Regions from separate parts of the Homo sapiens genome. Here region 2 is linked to region 1. A link is a loop called in an ENCODE intact Hi-C map of the cell type or tissue named here. Cell type or tissue: heart left ventricle. All regions are shown on one strand.

Evidence for each region. Peaks named below come from ENCODE experiments on the same cell type or tissue, not always from the same donor. Only the 100,000 strongest peaks of a DNase experiment are listed, where the experiment ranks them.
Region 2: a loop joins it to region 1, with 4 times the contacts of the local background. A loop is called at or near these places in 1 of 110 quality-filtered maps.

The regions. Positions count from the first base shown.
Region 1 is chr3:171,851,395-171,853,894 of GRCh38, forward strand. It overlaps TMEM212 (transmembrane protein 212), which reads left to right. Exons shown (of 5, transcript NM_001164436.2): 2 at 588-647; 3 at 2,133-2,456. Among named protein-coding and RNA genes, the nearest start is that of TMEM212, 9.3 kb to the left of the region's middle. In heart left ventricle, no CTCF peak of the experiment used is centred here; no DNase peak of the experiment used is centred here.
Region 2 is chr3:172,011,146-172,013,645 of GRCh38, forward strand. No RefSeq gene overlaps it. Among named protein-coding and RNA genes, the nearest start is that of FNDC3B, 27 kb to the right of the region's middle. In heart left ventricle, no CTCF peak of the experiment used is centred here; no DNase peak of the experiment used is centred here; H3K27ac peaks cover 188 bases.

The DNA.
Region 1 (2,500 bases):
TTTGAAAGGCTGGACACCACTGTACCCAGAACAATAAATGCCACATCATGCATTCATTCTAATGATAATCTTTGTTATTTGAGAAAAGGGGATCGTGTATTTGCATCCCACCAGCAGGCTGAGGCTATGGAATCTCAAAAGAAAGCAAATAGCAAAAGAGAAAGTCGCCTCAGGGTTTTGTGACAAGTTTCCATTCTGGTTCCTTCCATTTACAGTTTCATCAGTTTGTGAGAAAGGTGAACGATAGACATTTAATCAAAATAAAATGTATGGCAAGGGTTATAAAGCCAAGCTATTATCGTGGTGACACCTTACAGTAGTGGAGGCGATGATTCTGATGGCAAAGGCAACATAGAGAATCAAAAAATGAACTTGTATGAATCATGTCTTTATGACACTAATGGCTTACTTTCCTCGTCATCACAGTTTTTTTCCACGGATGAGGAGGAAATCAGAGCCATAAATCCACTGAGTCATTTTCTGTTCCTTCAAGTTCATGATAAAGTTGTCAAACTGTGAGACAGATTGAACTCTTTCCAGAGGTACCTTCTGTGGTGGATGTTTATTTTTCCATTTTCTTGTCACAGGCCATCACAACTGGTGTGCTTCTACTGTTGGCTTACAGAGAGTGGACCCAGAGGTACCTGGTAAATATACCGATGCCAAGTAGGATGGTAGAGAGGCTTTGAAGGTCAAATCACTACTAAGTTCAGGATGGAACATAAAAAATATGATTTCCAATTAGAATTGAATTTGGTCTAATTGATGCCTTACTACAATGGATTTCAGAAATAAACTCTGTTTTAAAAGATTTTTTTTTTTTTGAGACGGAGTTTTACTCTGTCCCCCAGGCTGGAGTGCAGTGGCATGATCTCGGCTCACTACAACCTCCACCTCCCAGGTTCAAGTGATTCTCCTGCCTCAGCCTCCCAAGTAGCTGGGACTACAGGTGCACGCCACCATGCCCAGCTAATTTTTGTATTTCTAGTAAAGACAGGGTTTCGCCATGTTGGCCAGGCTGGTCTCAAACTCCTGACCTCAGGTGATCCACCCACATCAGTCTCCCAAAATGCTGGGATTACAGGCATTAGCTACTGCGCCCAGCCCTGAATAATTTTTATCTGATCCCTGCTCCAAATATTTTCTACAAGTTCCTGTGATCATTATTGTATTTGGGGAGGACAGAGCCTGTGTTAGTGCTCCTAAATTTCATTTTGAAGAAATGGATCTATAGGCTTCTCTGCTTTTAGTAACATATTTTTAATTCTCAGCTCCTTAATCTGGGATCTCCTTCCAATCTTCTTGGTACCTCTCCTTCTAAAAAAGGATGAAAAGTCTATGCTATCTTGCATTTCAACTGCATAAAACCAGATAATCCCATGATACAAAAAGACTACATTATCTGATTATAAATTTTATTGCCATGGCTAACACAGGGCTTCTCAAACTTTAATGTACATGTAAATCAACTAGAGATCTGGTTAAAATGCAGATTCTGATTCAGTAGATCTGGGTGAGGCCTGAGATTCTGCATGTCTGCCAAGCTCCCAGGGGATATCAGTGCTACTGAATGATGGACCACATCCTGAGTAGCTGAGTAGCAAGAACCTTGAGCAGGGATTTTGTTCACTCATCTTTGTTTTTCCCAACCCAGACTAGTTGCTTCCATGTGATGGGAAACACATAAATAAACGTTTGTTGAATTGAACTAATTTAAATTTTGCCCCAGTTGGCTGATATATTATTCTCCTCTGGTGTAGATTGAAAATGAAAGGCGGCAGGAGGGAGAGCATCAGGAAGAATAGCTAATGGGTGCTGGGCTTAATACCTACGTGATAGGTTGATCTGTGCAGCAAATCGCTGTGGCACATGTTAACCTATGTGACAAACCTGCACATCTTGCACATGTATCCCGGTACTTAAAAAGTGAAAAAAAAAAAAAGAAAATGAATATACAAGGGACATTTTTAAGGGAAAATGAAAATATAAAGAGAGAGTCGTGATTGATTTCTCCCTCATTTTCCAATAGGAGAGATTCATAGCCAGCATCTCTTTTATTTTCTTCATATTGCTAAGAAGCCTTTGAAATATTTTGTTCCCAAAGTAACAATTTATTTTTGCTTTATTTTCAGGGGGAAGCTACTTTCACCTTTGTGATTCTGAGCATTATGGGATGTCCACTTCATTTTGCAATAGCCTTGGAATCTGCTCTCCTGGGCCCATATTGCTTCTATTCATTTTCAGGGATTGCAGGGACTAATTACCTTGGCTATGCAGTTACCTTTCCTTATCCATATGCAAAATTCCCATTAGCCTGTGTGGACCCACCACACTACGAAGAGTACCACCTGACACTTCAAGCCCTAGACCTGTGCCTAAGCTTTACCCTACTCTGTACATCCTTGACAGTGTTCATCAAACTTTCTGCAAGACTTATCCAGAATGGACACATAAACGTAAGTTTCAACAAAGGGGAGGCAGGTTCTTGTTCCATCTTGTA
Region 2 (2,500 bases), 160 kb after region 1:
AAAGAATATTCCCAGTAAAAGGTTTATGGAATTTAAGAAAGTATAGTTTGGAATAAACTTCTAATATTAAAAAAGCAAAAATTATATTACAAAAATTCAGATGTTAATTTGCAGTGGAGGGAGAAAGGAGTTAAACTGAAGTATGATTATATAGGAGACAAAAGCTGAGACTCGTCTGGTAAACAATTAAGAATTGAATCAATTTTTCAGATATTTTAGGCAAAATTGTTCTCTATTGCATTTTTTACCAGCCTATAAAGCATCATAGACCAGGTCAAGTTAAATACAGGCAGACACGACACAGAAGAGATCAAATTGATGCAAATGCTTTAAGAAAATAGATTTGGCCGGGCACAGTGGCTCATGTCTGTAATCCCAACACTTTGGGAGGCCAAGGCAGGAGAATCACGAGGTCAGCAGTTCAAGACCAACCTGGCCAACATGGTGAAACCCCGTCTCTACTAAAAATACAAAAAAAATAGCTGGGCGTAGTGGTGGGCGCCTGTAATCCCAGCTACTCTGGAGGCTGAGGCAGGAGAATCGCTTGAACCCAGGAGGCGGAGGTTGTCGTGAGCCAAGATCGGCGTCACTGCACTCCAGCCCGGTGACAGAGTGAGACTCTGTATAAAAAAAAAAAAAAAAAATTAAAAAGGCCGGGCGCAGTGGCTCACGCCTGTAATCCCAGCACTTTGGGAGGCCAAGGAGGGCAGATCATGAGGTCCAGAAATCGAGACCATCCTGGTTAACACGGTGAAACCCCGTCTCTACTAAAAATATAAAAAAATTAGCCAGGTGTGGTGGCGGGCGCCTGTAGTCCCAGCTACTCGGGAGGCTGAGGCAGGAGAATGGTGTGAACCGGGGAGGTGGTGGTTCCAGTGAGCCGAGATCGTGCCACTACACTCCAGCGTGGGCGACAGAGCAAGACTCCGTCTCAAAAAAAAAAAAAAAAAAAAAAGAAGAAGAAGAAAAAAGAAAAGAAAAGAAAATAGATTTGGCTTTGAGTGTGACATCAGGAAAGAAACAGAGTTGATTGGCTTAGGTGTGGGAATAATACTGCTTTGGGATGGATTGAGAGATTAAAGTCATTTGAAGTCTAAGAATAAACATAATATGATTCCATTCATGTAATAAATGGATTAAATCTGTTTTTGTACAGACAAAGAAAATTTCTGGAAGCTTGCACACAAAAAATTAATATGGTTACTTTTGAGGAAAAGGTGTGAAAGTTTAGGTAGGATAAAGAAAACTTTACATACATTTCACATGCTTCTGTTGTTTGAATGCATGACATTAAAGATGTGTATTTATGTATTGTAATAATTCTTTTAACCCAACATATTAAAAAATTATCATTTCAATATATGTGATCAACACAATATTATTAGTGAAGTATATATTTATGGCTGGTTGATCTGAAACAGGTAAAACCACCTCGGGCTTGTGATTGATGTGAAGTGAGGGCAGGCCTGTGGGACTGAGCCTTTGACCTGTGGGGTCTGATGCTATATCCAGGCAGATAGTGTCGGAATTGAATTGAATTAAAGGGCACCACATGAATGTCTGCTGTAGAGTTGATTGGTTGCTGGTAGGAAGAAATCCTCACACATTTTGGTGACCAGAGGACACAGAAGTATTTTGTGTTGTGAGAGTAGAATACGGGGAGAAGTTTGTTTTTTCTGGGACTAAATCTTTCAAAGTCACTGTGTATTTTTTAAGCTTCCAGCACAAATTTCTTTTCTGTTATATGTAAGCTCCACAAGGGTAAGGATATTTGTTTTATCATTGTTTGCCCAGCACCTAGCAGAGTGTCTGGCACAAAGCAGGCATTCAATAAATATTTGTTGCAAGAAAGAGAGAGACAGAGAAGATAGGTCTCTTGTTCCTCAGGTATGTTGACATTACAGTGTCTTATGTGGCTTATATCAAGTGAACACAACTCATTCACTGAGAAAAAGAAACTCTAACAAGCTAAAAACAAGGGAGGCCTTGGGCAAAACCAGGAATTAGGTAAGACTTGTTTTTCATACCCCCTTCTATGCTCTTTCATCAAGCAAAACTCCAACTCTAGTTCTCTTATTCTATTCAGAATATTTCTAGTGCAGCTATTAATTTACTTTAAGGCATATGGATATTCTCACTATAATTTTGCTTCCCAATGTGTTACACTTCTCTAGGTTACTTACATTTTAAGGGATGTATATTTATATAGAAAAAGAAGTTCAACAGTTTAACAACAATATTAATAAAGAATTGAGAAAAGCTACAATTAAGTCTTTTTTGTTTTTTCTTGTTTGTTTGTTTGTTTGTTTTTGAAATGGAGTCTCACTCTCACCCAGGCTGGAGTGCAATGGCGTGATCTCAGCTTACTGCAGCCTCCACCTCCCAGGTTCAAGTGATTCTCCTGCCTCAGCCTCCCGAGCAGCTGGGATTACAGGTGGCTGCCACCACTCCCTCCTAATTTTTTTTTTTTTTTTTGAGACGGAGTCTCGCTCTGTTGCCC